Regions from separate parts of the Homo sapiens genome. Here region 2 is linked to region 1. The links are chromatin contacts, found by Hi-C or POLR2A ChIA-PET in ENCODE. All regions are on one chromosome and are shown on one strand. The core of a region is the stretch at or near the end of the contact, and the rest is flanking DNA. Distances in the headings are between cores, read along the strand shown.

The links. A loop is a pair of places that touch in the nucleus more often than their neighbours do. ChIA-PET counts read pairs that join two places held with the same protein, here RNA polymerase II (POLR2A). Pooled maps may share reads with other maps.
Region 2: a map of aorta shows a loop between it and region 1 (2.7-fold over the local background). The contact joins two enhancer-like sites. A Hi-C loop is called at or near these places in 2 of 168 maps with a recorded cell type or tissue (Right ventricle myocardium inferior and aorta) and 6 of 50 pooled maps. POLR2A ChIA-PET finds 5 or more read pairs at or near these places in 3 of 52 experiments (MCF 10A, WTC11 and endothelial cell of umbilical vein).

What each region holds. Positions count from the first base shown.
Region 1 is chr10:3,761,761-3,769,124 of GRCh38, forward strand. It overlaps LOC105376363 (a long non-coding RNA gene), which reads left to right. Exons shown (of 4, transcript XR_001747332.1): 2 at 1,258-1,633; 3 at 6,112-6,287; 4 at 6,812-7,364. Among named protein-coding and RNA genes, the nearest start is that of KLF6, 20 kb to the right of the region's middle. RefSeq lists enhancers at 836-2,035, 4,062-5,261. Within about 2 kb of position 3,516, at least 6 of the 41 ENCODE cell types and tissues checked have a DNase peak (open chromatin) inside an H3K27ac peak, as active enhancers do.
Region 2 is chr10:4,766,607-4,773,970 of GRCh38, forward strand. No RefSeq gene overlaps it. Among named protein-coding and RNA genes, the nearest start is that of AKR1E2, 56 kb to the right of the region's middle. Within about 2 kb of position 4,270, at least 9 of the 41 ENCODE cell types and tissues checked have a DNase peak (open chromatin) inside an H3K27ac peak, as active enhancers do.

The DNA of each region.
Region 1 (7,364 bases), core at 2,266-4,765:
GCTTTTAAAAAAAGTACACCAAGATAAAGTCATCATTGACTCTGTTGAAAGAAATGGTAGGCAAAAATAAATAAATAAATAAATTTGACAAATGTATTAAAAATTCAAGGCTAAATGGGTTGAACAAAAGATTGGAAGCCGAGGTAATCTGTGAGAGATCCATGCCCAGCTGGCTAAGCTTTTCATCCTTCGGTTCTTACCCCTGACTTGCTGAACCAGCATGGTTAGAAAATGTGGGCCACACACACAAACAACGTTGAAATTCCTTGGATGTCAAGCTTTTGATTCACGCCCATTCTGTAAAGCATTAGGAGGTCAAAGGTGTATGGTTTTCTGCACTTTGGAAAAGAAGGAGCTGACCATTTCCAGCCTTCAGTGCTCTCTTTCATGCTAATAATTGAGCTGGAATTCCTGAAGAATGACACTGGGCGCTGAGGTTCGTCCTGGGAAGTAGGGGTGGGGTTTGTACCTGCAGTTTGCATAGGATCCTCCCACTGACCTGCCTGTTAGAAAGGACAGTGGCTTCAAAATCTGTTTGTTGTTCATTTGTTTTTCTCCCCATAGAGAACAAGGTGAGTGGAGGTATCTTCAATGAGAAGAAAGGCCTGAGCTCCCATTCTCCTGTTACAAACACACCATGTCAAATATTTTTCGAGTCAATATGTTTTAATAAGTGCTCTTTATTTATTGGGGCTACAATACTACAGTTGAAATTGTTTGCAGACTTCATTGATTTTGACTGGAGGTCCCTGGAAGGCATGGTGGTTCCTGCCTCAGCAGAAACTTGTGTGGCAATAGGAGTGGAGGCCAGAGAGTCCTTAGGTCAGTCCCAAATTCCCTGGGAAAAAAAGGGTTAACTGTCCCTGCATTGAATTAACTGTGGGGATAAAACATTTGTGAATACCATGTACACACATAAAATTGCCCCTAAACAAATTATTCTGGAGATACGTTATTCTAGCAAATGGTCATTCGCACAACGCACACAGCACAGCTGTCCTTTCTGGGTTCGTATGATTCAGAAGGTCCCAGCTGAATCGTGACAGCAGGTGCATAAGTGGCCTCGAGCTTTTTCCTCATTATTTCCAGCAAACCCCGTCTCTGTCTACTTACCTCCTTCCTTAACAGCCTTTTCCTAACCAATTCTTTCTGCTCCCCTAGAAATATTACATTCTGCAAATGCGAAAGGAAAAGAAATGGGTATCTGCTCAGTGCCGATTTCAGAGAGTATCTACAAAGCTTTTCTCTTTTGCACAGATACTGCACTGAAGACTCGGAGGGGTTGAGCCGCTGGAGCCACGCAAATTCAGACACCTCTTCCGCCCCAGGTCACTCTACTCGCCCACGCTGCCTGCCACACCCATCCGGTTGTGCGGGACACTCCCCGCGTTTCTTCAGCGATTCTTATCGGGCTCCCTCCTTGTTCAATAAAGGTGAAGGGTGTGGGGTTTTCTGTGCATACGCTCAGGAAGTTGAGTCCCGGTGAAACGTGTCAGGTTGCCATTTCCCAGGCTGGAAAGATTTTCCCAGGACGGGTATGAATAGACGATGAAAGTGCACACTCTTACCCGGCTGCCCGACCCAGGTGCCAGGCTTCTGACTCAGGACCATCTGTGGGTGCGAGTGCAGGGAGGTGAGTCACTGCAGCCTTGCTCAGTCCCCCTGCAGAGGTCAGATCCTGGGCCCCAAAAGCTGCTCCAGGATGAAAGCCTGCTCTCAGTGAGACTAAAATCCTGGTCATTTGTGTTCTGCAGTCATGAGCATGTAACCCTAATGTAGAACAACAACTTAGCCAATGACTATTTTTTCTGTTCATGCCACAGTACCTGAAGGAGAATTGCTGCTTCTCTTAATGGTGCCTGCCACCCAACCCAATAGTTAGCATGTGAACGTCTTGCTTGAGATCAGCTTCTGGGTGTAAAAATAAATTTAAATATAGAAAATTCAAATAACACCCATTCATTTATCAAAGATCTCAAATGTTCTATGATCAAGGCAAAAATCTAGTAGCCAAACAGAGGGTTCCCTAGCTGGTTTGACAGCCACACAGAAGGATGGTTTGTACACAGCCACTATTTTTCTAGAAGCCAGGGTAGCTTATGTTTGGGACATATATAAAATACAAGGTAAAGGCTCTTTGATTTGGGGAGGGATGATGGGAGGGGAAATAAAGGCATAAACATGAAGTAACAAGGGAAGTCAAAAATTCAGGTAGATAAGGCGAGAGCTGACGCTGTTGCAATCCATTCTTCATTCCCCATACGTGAGTTGCCTGAGGTTTCTGAGGTCACAGAAGCTGTGATGAACATGATTCAGTAGGAAGCAAGCAGGAATAGGAGCCAGAATCCTGAGTTCTCCTCTCAGCTCTGATGCTGACACTGTGATCTTATTATGTAAGATTAAATAAAAATCGTGTTTTAGACACGTAGGCAGAGAAAAAGTCACCATGCTGAAATTGGCCAAGGGACTGAACAGAACCTGTTGCGTAGGATCTTTTCATGATTCTAAGTTCTACAGGAGTTAGACACAATATCTGAACGGTCTCAGGTCTCTATCTTTAAGATACTAGAACTCAGGATTGAACTGGAATTTGAAGCAGAATACTCTGTTTGCTGAGTGCTGAGTTCTGCCAAGAGATAAATTTTTCTCCAGCCTCTGCAGACAGAGGCACCCTGAGCTCCTGGGATCTGGGGCAGCAGCCTCAGGGCTGTCCTGGATTTGAACGGCAAGTACAGAATTGCACCCATCCTCTCAGTAAACCTGAGCAGTAGACATCCCCATGCCCACTTTAGAAAGAGGGAGGTTAAAGCTCCCATGTGTTAATCAGTTCTCATGGTTAGAAACTTCTGGAGCTGGCATTTGAGAGATCTGTTGGACTCTGAAGCACATCTGTCTTCTCATTTAAGCCCTGTTCTAGGCATTTGCCCATACAGGGTGTGAGACTGGGCTTGTCAGTAACGTCCCTGCACTTGTAGAAACAGGACAGAAGAGGCTGCTGGCATGGGCCACCACACAGGCAATGGGCTAAGAAAGAACAGTCAGGATGCAAGAGAGAAATTTCTCCGAGTTCATAACCAGCCGATTGTGCAGGTGCAAACTTTGTGATCTGTGCACACCAAAGATCATTTCCGTATTTGCCTTGTAGCTGCCACTGTTGTTGTTTGCTAGGGAAAGGTGATAGTCCCTTGAAAACCTGTTCTGTTGCCCTGAGGCCACTTGATATCCAAAGTTTTCTTCATCCCTCAACCACAGCAAGCACTGACCCTCACAGTGACAGAGTGTGGGCAATGCACTCTGCACTCCTGAGTTACACAAATAAGGATTGATTTGATCGTTTCAAAACAAGGAGGTCACTGCAAAATTCAACAAATGCTCAGTAATGCCATTTTCTTCGCTGAGAGCTCCTCCTCTGCCAGCAGTACATGTCCCTCTCTAAGAAAAGGACTCTCAGAAGTGGGCAGATCGTAAGAGCTATGACTGATGATGAAGCAAAGATGAAAATCGTCTTCATGACTTGCATGTGCAGCAGAGGAAACCACAAGTTATTCCCTGCAAGCCGGAAGCGGGCGGATGTTTTCATGGCCAAAGCCAGCAGTCCCCATTTCTGTCTGTCATATTTTAGGGTAACTTGATGGAAGAGAGGGAGCAGGTGGCAGGGACAGCAAAGCACAGGCACCTTCTAGAAACAGTGAAGGGCTCAAGACATCCTGAGAATGCCAACTGGGTGCATGTGTCTGCTTTTGACCCACCCCAGATCTTTCTGTTTCTGAGTCCTGTACACCTGCAACAAGGGTAGGAGGGTAGTTTTTTAAATCGTTTTCCCTGTTTTACAAAGAAGAAATTACAATTACAATCTGGATCCCATGGGGCTGTGACATACATCACCCACCTTTGTGCCAGGACTGGGGCTAAGCTCCTTGCAGATACAATTTTTAATCCTGACAATCTTCCAGCACATTTGCTATCCTCAACCCCAGTTTTACAAATGACAAACTGAAGCAGAGGGAGGTGATGAAGCAGCTGCATCATATTTGAACACAATTCTCCCAGTTAAAGGTGCATTTCCATGCATTTGCTCTTGAGAGCTCCTCACCAACTCGCGAATTTAGGAAGATGAGAATTTCTCCTTCAGATACGTAGTGTGTTGGCCCACATCACAGAGCTAGTAGGGAGCTGGGTTCTGGAACCCAGGCCTTTGAGCTTCGGTGCATTTAATTTGTTGCTGAGATCTGAATATTTCCTTGTGACTGATCATGAAAACGTGATGAAATGGAAAAGAGTTACTAAAAGGAATGGTGGACGTGGGACTGGAAACAAAACAACGTGCCTCTAAGTTAGCCATTGGGGTAAAAGTGGAGCGAGGTCAGAGGCTCGTCAGGACTGTACTGGGCACGGCCCTGGCCTCCTCACTCACTGCCCACAGCAGCCCTCCCAGGGGACTGCACTGGTGGAGGAGGGGCAGACCCAGTCTGCCCTCGGATGGGACGCAGGGATTCAAAGTCCATTTTTCCATCTGAAACACTGACTGCATCACACGTTACCTTTAACTGGAAAAAGACAACATGCACTTTGCAATGTTCTGCGTTAAGATGAATACATGATGAACAGTGACAGCTTAACTGTCTGGTTGACCTTGAAGAAAAAAAGACAACCATTCTGTTTTAATGTAGTCAAATAAACATCAAGTGGCTTGCAAGTAAAAAGCAGGAAAAGGCAGCACTTTGTGAAAAAGGAGGTTTGGGATTTGTAAACGTTTTAACGAGTCATCTGGGAAAACCCGAGGTGTGTCTCCTGTGCAAAAGACTCACATCCGGAATTACAAAGGTTTTGCATTTAGCACAGAAGTGATGCGTCGAAACACCCGATTGTTTAAATTTTAATGACAAACAAAAAACGTGCTTTAATAAGATTTCACTTTCATTTCCCTGAGTAGCTATGTTCTGGGGCCTGTGAATCTTCTTGGAGCATTAAATGCATTTGTCAATTTGGGGGGTAGCCTTTCAATTAATATGAAGTCAAAATAAAAGGACACTCACAGGTCCTTTCTTTCCCAGGTGGGGGTTCTTCCTGGTGTTGTACTATTGAGAACTGAATTGACAGGTGTGTGGACATCCCTGGTCATTGTCTTCTGCTGTCTAACCACGTCGTCTTTCCCATAGGCTTTCCATCTACTGAGAAAGGGGAGAAGGAAGAGAATGAAATGGAAAATGAGTGATTGGTCTTATGTAAACCCTTCTAGGCAAAACAGGAACCAGAGGGGGTCTGATATTTTGGATCAAATGAGTTGCTGGTTTTATTTAGAGATCCTGCTTAGAATTAATGCGTCCATGCTGTTGGAGAAGAGAGCAAAGTAGTGACAACATCAGGCTCATTGTTCATTCATTCATTCATTCATACATTGAGCATTCCTAGGGGCTGAGGAGTCAAGAGCCATTAAATTTTATCCAGTAATCTTCCCTTATCTGCGGATTCGCCTTTGGCAGTTCCAGTAGCCTGTGGTCAACTGATGTCCCAAAATAGGTGAGGTCTCAAAATAGGTGAATACAAGAAGAAATTTAGAGAGAGAGAGAGGAAGAGAGAGAGAAAGAGAAAGAGACCACATTCACATAACTTTTATTAGAGTATATTGTTGTAATTGTTTTATTTTATTATGTTATAGGTGATCTCTTACTGTGCCTAATTTATAAATTACACTTTATCACAGGTAGGTATGTATAGGAAAAATCATAGTATATATATATAGGATTTGGTGCTTCCATACTTTCAGGCATCCACTGGGAGTCTTGAAACGTGTCGCCCTGGGATAAGGGGGACAACTGTATGCACAATTCTTTGTCCAAAGGACTCATCCTCCAGGGAGGAAGGGAGAAGGGTGAAGATGCTCAGAGTACAGGTGGCCACTGGCTCTCCCAGGACATTCCATCCATTTCTGGAACGTCATTATGCTTCAGGGAGGTCATACCGGACACTCACTACTGCTCAACAGCTAAGCAGTAGAAATGAAAACAGATGTTCTTTGTACCTTGTTCAGCTCTACCCTGAGTATTCTATGGTAGAAACTTCAACCCTTGTCCATAAATGGGGACATTCCGCTGCCTCTTTCTCTCACAGGTGTCATTTCTGAGCAGGGAAGGTGTGATCTGGGGCCAGAATGAATGGCCCTGGTGACTTCTTACCTGATTCATCCCACACCAGTCAGAAGGGGCTGTGAAGGCAGCAGCGAAGGAGCCACACATGGACGTGGAATGGGCACGCTGACCATCATGGTCACGACTGCAAGAAAGCAGGTACTGAGCCCACTTCTGTCTGAAGACTGTGATATTGAGCTGAGGCCACACACACACACACACCCACACACACACACACACACACACACAGCCTTTGCTTCGAAAGGACCAGGTCCCTCATCATGCATTGTCAACAATACATAAAAGCTGAAAGGCGCCTCACACTCGGGCTCACGCTCCGCAAGTAGCCAACATGCAAGAAGAGACAGAGGGGCTTCCAGCATGGTGCCTGACACCTGGAGACACCCACTACTTACTGTGTGGGTGAATGAAGAAAATGCGTACCTGGCTCCAGAATGGCCCATTGCTGGTTGGCATGGGGTTCCGTTGCTTAGAGGTGAGAGGGTGAGTATGGGCTCCACTGGAAGACAATAGGGCATAGATGTGGTTCGGCCACATATTTCATCAAGGTGCACCTGTGACTTCTGCAGCATCTAATTTGAGAAATTGATAAAATGGCTAAACAGTGTATATTATGGTAGTCGGAGAGATGAGTTGGTTATAACCCCGGCTCTTTCTTGCAGGGCTGCGTGGGTTAATTGGCTGTGTCTGAGGGTCACCCCTGCACAAGGAGGATGATGACGACTGCCCTGTGCAACCCTGGGTCATCTCAGGGGAGAGCCATTCCCAGGTTCACAGCAAGCACTCTTTTACTCAGATGGGCCACCTGCATCAGGCCCCAAGGAAGCACTTATTAGTAGAAGAAAAAAAACAAAAACCCAGAAAACAGCCAGTGAGACTATTTTACAAACAAGCGAAGAGCAGCAACTGAAAGCAACAATAACTACAACATAAATCCCTCTGCAAATATTTGGGATTTCATTTCCACTAAGGATAATGATGGCGTAGAAGGCATGTCTGTGGGAGTTATGCACACAGGGAAAAAGGTGGTGAAAATAATCAACCAAAAATAACAAAATTCAATTAATCAAAACAGAACAAAATAAAATGAGCCAAACAGCATATCTGAATATAAGCATAATAATTGTCGTTGGACAAACCTTTGTCAAATCAAATTGGCTTCTAGCACACGGGCTGATACTTTGTGATTCAAGTGGTGTTCTACCCACATAATTC
Region 2 (7,364 bases), core at 3,020-5,519, 1.0 Mb after region 1:
TCTCTCTCTTTCTCCCCCTGCCCCCACCTTCTCTCTCTCTCTCAGAAATAGCCAGAAGCTAGACAGGAAGCATTTGGCAAAATGACACGTTAGTTTGCAGCTGGAAACAGAGAGGACAGGAGAGCATGTTCTCCCAGAAAATGCCTCTTTTCTAAAACTATGAATGTTCTTACAATAGAAGAGTCTCCACAGATAAACATCTGCTGAAAAATCTTAACTTGGATGATCAAATGCCATCCGCCACCCCATCAAATTTTGATTATTGGGCTAGAAATCGTATTTGCTGAGGGATAATGTTGCTGAATCAATGAGCGATGGGTTCTGTCATATGACCAAGACTCATCACGACCCTCCTTAGCTGGTGGTTGAAGTTTAAACTTAAGAACTTGAGTTTCCTCAGCTGTTAAACAGAAGGCTTGGACCAGAGAGTTCTAAAGTCTCTTTTAGTTCAAAAAGTCAGATATTATGTATAATTATTAAAAAATTATTACAGATTCTATGGTTATCGTTTTAAATGCTATTATCATTAAAGTCATAATTTTTTAGGAGTATTCAGAATTAATTAGCAAAGAAAGATGCCATTCTTGGTTATTTTCTGATAATGCTGAGGATTAAATAGGTTGTTGCACCATCTGCTGGTAGTCCTGAGGCTGTCTGATTAGGTGACAGCAATGTCCTTCCTGTTTTAATGGGATATTTCATTCCCCTCTCCTATTGCTCCAAAAAACCTTCCAAAATGTTTTCCCATCTCTATGTAAGGTAAATACAAATGCCAAGATCGTTATTATGATCTACAAATAATGTAAAATTGTGAGCTCTAATTCATATATTTTCATCATATTTTTCTTCAAAGAGGGACTGAGATATACATTTTTAAAGTAAGATGTCCAGATTGAATTGAATGATATAAATAAGTGGAGCATTTGCACGCTAACAATGTAGTATGCAAAATGGAATTCCTTTCCCATCACCAGATTCCCTCCAGGAAGCTAAAGGCTGCAAAGTAAAGTGGCTTCCATGGCTACAATACTCTAACTCTGCTTCTCTCCATAGGCACACTAACAGGGTCTTTCCTAAAATGACACTTGGTGACGCGTCATACATATGCATGGCTTCATCGTGCCAAGGAACAGGAAACAACGTGAGCAGTTTTGTGAAAGGGATAATTTGATTCAAAGTTATGTTGAATACAGCAATGTTAATGAACAAAGAACAAAGAAACTGTCTTCTTGTTAAAAAATGCACTTTTAGTAGAATTATCAAAGGAATAAATAAAAGAATTCTTCATTATTCAACACCTTTAAAGTTCCCCAAAACATGCCTTTTTCAACAACGCAGAGGTGCATTTGAAGATGTTCTGTGTTTCTAGATAGGGTGAATATTTGTCTCTTTTAGGATAAACAAAAAGGTAATATAGTTTCAGTGATTTTTATGGTTCTAGTATTGAAAAAGTTAACTGTATTCTTCCACCATGCTGCACATGAAACAGGCTTTTGTAGAGTCCTCTAGAAAGTCTATAGTTTAGGTGGCTGTGGAGGCTGCACAATTCCTGTCTCAGGCCATGTGAGCTGAGCACCCTGAAAGCAATGAAAGAACTGGGAAGACATCTTTCAATGCTGAAATCTGAAACCTGTCCTTGAATATGAGAATAATGGATTCCAAATTCTACAAAACATTATGGAATCATATTGCAATATTTGGAAGCAACCTCGCAGCTGCCCTCTGGAACTGCTGATAAACATGATGGTCATAAGCGTACACAACATGCAAAGCAAAAGTGATTGTGAATGGAATCCACATTTAGTTGAGCCCAGGAAGAACTGGCAATATGTTCTTGACTCAGTTTTGCCAAAAGAATCAGAGGATTCTCCTGGAATGCCAGCTTCACTGGTTGGAACTCTTCTGGAATCCAGGACAGTCTGTGATTTATTCACAACAAAGGTGAGGTCGGATATGCTCAGGATATGCAAACTTATTTTTGCATATGCCTGCAATACATAATCAGCATGAATAAGGTTGTACAATTTGGATAGCCGACAGCATAATTTGCTTTATGTCTTTCTTTATTCCCTCTGACCTCACCCTCTACTTAGGTGGGGGCTATGGAACTAAAGAAAGATCATAGAGAAATAGAGAAATTCATTAAGGGGCCCCTTAATGTTCAAGGGTTTTCCTTCCTAGGGCCACATTCCAGGATTCCTAAAGTCAACAAGAGACACTACTTCCATGCCAGAACACTCCAGTGAAACCCACGTTTTCATTTCTCTTTCTACAATGGAGTCAATGGGTTTGGATGTGTTCCTTTCTAGATTGCTTTTTGGCTTTCATAAATTGTATGAGAAGTTATTTAATTGACTTTGATATGGGGGAAAGCAGTAAATATTTAAATCTGATGAGGATGCTTTTGAAGGAAAATCATCCTGGCCCCAGGATAGCTCATCTTGCTTAACATATTTAGGGCTGGGCAACAGAGTGAATGGAAATGTCAGGAAGAACATAATCCAATCCAACTAGTGACTGCACAAGCCAGGCCTTATTAAATAAGGTGACAGCCAAGAGGGCACTGGAAGCCCATTGCCCTAACTCAGTTAGTCCTGTGTGCTTTCAAGAGTCCTAAACAAAGGGGAATTTGAAATAACAAATTTGAACACAGTCAATATGCAAACACATAACTCATAAGAAGGCATATTGATATTAAAATTTTAAAGTGTAAAGGTGCTATAGATATCTCGGCCAAGTTATCTCTGACTTTTTCAATGATATTTACAAATCTGTCAATTGGTATGCTTTAAATATTTTTTAATCCATTCTTATGGTTACTTATTAATAACTTTTATAAACTTTATAGTATATAAAATGAATTCAAATTTCCTTATCATGTTGAATATAAGTTCTGGTTTCCCAGTTCCATCTTCAAGATAGCTGATTGACAGTATATGACTAAGAAATAGGACTATAATTGCTAATGGTTTGCTTTTTTATATAGGAAACAATACAAATGAAGATTAGAATTTTTACTATTTTTTTAACAAAATTAGCAAATCATGCACTTACAGACTCAAACACAAGCCTAAGTAAGTAGACAAGCATTTATTGTATCCACTGTACAATTCTTTCTCACCATTACGGAAATTAGCTTATTCCTGGATGGTTCAAAAGCTTCCTAAACACATGGAATTTAGATAATTACAAAAGGTTTTTATAATGGAGCCTCTTTTGCAAATCAATATAAAATTGTTAGCTGACCTGGAAGGGGGCACGGACCGGAAAGCCATTTGTTTTAATGGAGTCTTAAGAAAACTGCATAAAAAAGAATATGCTGTTAACGTCTTCCTAATAAATCAAAACAAGAGACTATTTGTAATATAGTAAATGTAACTTTGAGAAAATTTAATTATATTTTTTTAAAAGAATAATCCTGAATGTTGACTTGGAAACCACAGATTTCAGAACTTGCCTCTATATTACCAATATTTCTTTTCATTGATGCTCTAACCTCTAAAAACTAATAGTAAATGATACATCAAAATGCTAACCAACCTACAAAACTGAGTACTCCAATGTTTCTGAGAATTATTTGGGATATAAATTTAAAGCTCATATATGAATAAAATTATAATAAACTCATTCTGCAAGATTATGTATTAATCCAAATAAAATATATATTTGATTTTTGAAAATGTCACAACTTTAAAGAATTAAAATTTACATAAGATGAGAGAGGTTTTAATACACAGTTTAAACATTTGGAGGCTGAAATTAACTTTGATTCCAGCATTTTTTGCTTTCTGATTTCAAATAATTATGACGTTTAAAAATAATCAAAATATCTCAAAGTAATATTTTATGTTATAATTGGTTTGTTTTTACTTTGCCGTGAATTAGTATACTAGTTACAAAAATGGAAGCTGATTGGAAAAAAATAGAAAAATGTCTTAAAAACTTTTTGAGGGGTCATTTATTTTTTTAAGAAGTAACATGTATCTAATGCTGTCTTGGATACACTAAAAAGCACTTAAGACATATGTGAATTCACTTAATAAAATTGTTTTCCATATAAATATTATTTAAACTCCCTAAAATATTGTCTTTTTCTTTTCTTATTAAGGTATAAAATTTCTTTGCCTATTTCTAGAATTAATAAACAAGTTGCTATGAGCAACTTGGGAGAAACACAATAAGATTCTTTAAAAACTTTTTTTTCCGTTTCTTTTTTTAAGTTTTCCTGTTGGCCTGACTCATTGTGCTCTCACATCCCTTTGAAACCATATGGGGAAGTAATAAAGTGTGTCTCTTCTTCCAAAGATATGCACTGTTTATTAACTGACTAAGGGAAATACTATGAGCTCATTACTATTTGTCATACATGGTCATTCAATCACATTGAGCAACAGACAAGACCAGGAAACACCCGTGTAAAAGGACAATGGATAATGGGCAGTTTAACAGTTTAATTTTTTATGAGAAAAAAAAGAAGTTGAATATGACCTTAGATAAAATACAAAATACAGCAATAGTAACACTGCTGGCCATTTCTATTCAACAACAAACTCTCTGTTCTCTGCAGAGACTAGGAGGCAGGTACAGGATTCTGCCTACAAATAACTTTCTTTCTTTAGCACCAAATTGTGCCCAGTGTAGCACCACTTATTGTCCAAAGAATTAAAAGCCTTCAGCAGCAGATATTATTATTGTCTTTCAAAGATCTCCTTCCTGGGAATTCCATCACATGTAAACATATGCTTAAGGATTTAGCTCCATCTACAGGAAGCAGAAAATAAAACAAATTATTTGTAAATACAAAGTCCTCTCTGCACACATCCATTTAGATAAGATTGTTTTTGCTTCTTCCAAATGATGCTTTTGGCTGAGAAAGTTCCAGCGGAGAAAGGAGAGCAGTTAGAGTAGGAAATGGGCATATGACTCATCCATTCCTGGGGTTTTGAATCAGAAGAAAATCTGATTCTACTTCATTAAATAAATTTCTATAAAAAGCAGCCATTTATAAAACATGACTTATGAAACATATTGCCAAGGAGGAAGCCTCTCCCAGGATTTTGCAGGGATTTATCAAACAAGAGTCCCTGAATGTTAAAGTTTCAGATAATTCTGTCTCTGGATGTGGGTTTCATTCCCCTTCTTCCCCATAAACTTCCTATCCTCTGAGAATATGTGCCACCCCCCATAACTGTGTCCACTGAGCCAGATCCCAGGACAAAGGGTGTCAAGGAGGGTTGGAGGAGATGGCTTGGGAAAACCTGCCAATATCCTTTCTCAAAACAATGGCAGAAATCTGGGTGCTGTCTTCTTTCCTGCTCCACATTAATTGACAATAAACATAGCTATTTACTTAAGAGGAAAGCGGAAACTCAGAAATGGTTTGGTCACCAAAAACCACAAATGAAATATTCCATTTTCCCCAAAGTCATATTTATCCACTCTTAAACAACCTTCTAAAGAAGAGCGCATCGTTAGTTGGACATGTTAGTCAAGCCACGTCCTTGCCATGGAATGTTCTTCAGAGCATTGAGTGGAGATCATGTACCTCCACATTCCCGGAAGCATATGCCTCATGTTTCTTCATTGAATAATTCAAATCTAAAATTAGGGGTAAAATGCTCTATTGTACAAAGATGCTGCCTTGTTTATATACCCAATTTCCATTTCTAAATAAATGTACAGTAGCTCTGAATGAAGAAACTGCGTTTGGGTTAATCCTTTGTACCAAGAATAATGACTAGGCTCCAACCTCAATCCTGCATGAGTTTATACTGAAACTTCACCATGTGTATGAAACTATACTTACTCATCAAATCATTTTATTCCAGAGTAAGGAGAAGATCTGCCACAAAGAGAAACACCCAACTCTACCCCAGAGATGCTACAATTCTCAAATTCCATAAATTAGATGTTTTTCAGCCTCAAGCCTTTCAAGTCTCCTTCAGATTTCTATTACTTTTGCGTGAACGATAAACTCATAAAATGTAAGGTTCTGCTCTATTAAATAATGCATTATGGATGTCATATGATTTTGTAAAAGCTTCATAACATTTCTAAGCAAATAAATTATAGAAACTCTGGGTAAAGGTAGTAGATTAGACACATGCTCGCCTATGTCTGCTCCTTCCACAAATCCTAAGGAAATTATAGAGAAGAAGTATAAATTCACAGACAGGTGACTGAAAGGAGAGGCTGCAGTGGATGAGATACATTAACAAATATTTGGGCGGGATGGTGGAAACCGACTTAGCGGAACAAAGGAAGCTGAATCCTAAGAGAATTTTTCACTGAAGAATGGGGAAAGATAAAAAACGAGAGGTTCTGAGTTTTGCAAATGCAGTGATCAGATGGGGTTCAAAACCAGGAGGGCCAATTGACAGGTGGAATAAATAGTGATCGGGCATCCAGGATTCCTTCTCTGAGTTTTTAAATGTTTTCTAATTGATGTATAATAGATGTACACACTTTCAGGATACATGTGATAATTTATTGCATTCACGTAATCAATAAAGATAAAAGCAGCGCAATTAAGATGCCTATCACCTTGAATATTTGTCTTTTCTTTATGCTAGAAATATTTAAATTATTCTTTTCTAGATATTTTGAAATATACAATAATTATTGTAGACTATAATCAGCCTACTAATCTATCAGTCTTATTTATTTTATCAAACTGTATATTTGTAGCCATTAATCTGAGACTAGTAACCATACCTCCCCAACACAGAAAGAAATTGATTCAGAGAGATTATACACTGGGACATGTGAGGCACAGTGGTGGGTGATGCTTAGGCATTAAAACCAGGAGAATTAGGTTAAACTTTATAAACTTCACTGCAGAAAATGGAAGCAGAAGGAATACTTCCCAGTACCTTTTATGAGGCCAGAATTACTTTAACACCAAAGCCAGATTAAAATCATTACAGAAGAATAAACTAGACTCCAACATGTCTTATAATTATAGCTCAACAGAATATTAGTGAGTCAAAGCCAACAATGTATTTTTTGAAATACACTACAACCAAGTGGGATCATTTCATACCTGAAGTAAAGTATACAAAAGAATGATTCAACATTCAAATATCAATCAATGTCATCCATCATGACAACAAGCTAAGAAGAAAAATCATATGCTCATATCAATAGATGCAGAAAAAACATTTGACGAACCTCACAACCATTCAAAATAAAAATTCTCAGCAAACTAGGAATAGAGGGGAACCTTTTCAACTTGATAAGAAGATATCTACCAAAAACCTACAGCTAATATCATACCTAATGGTGAGAAACTTAATGACTTTCCCTTAAGATTAGAAATGGCAAGGATGTCCTCCCATACGATTTCACTTGACATCATGCCCAAA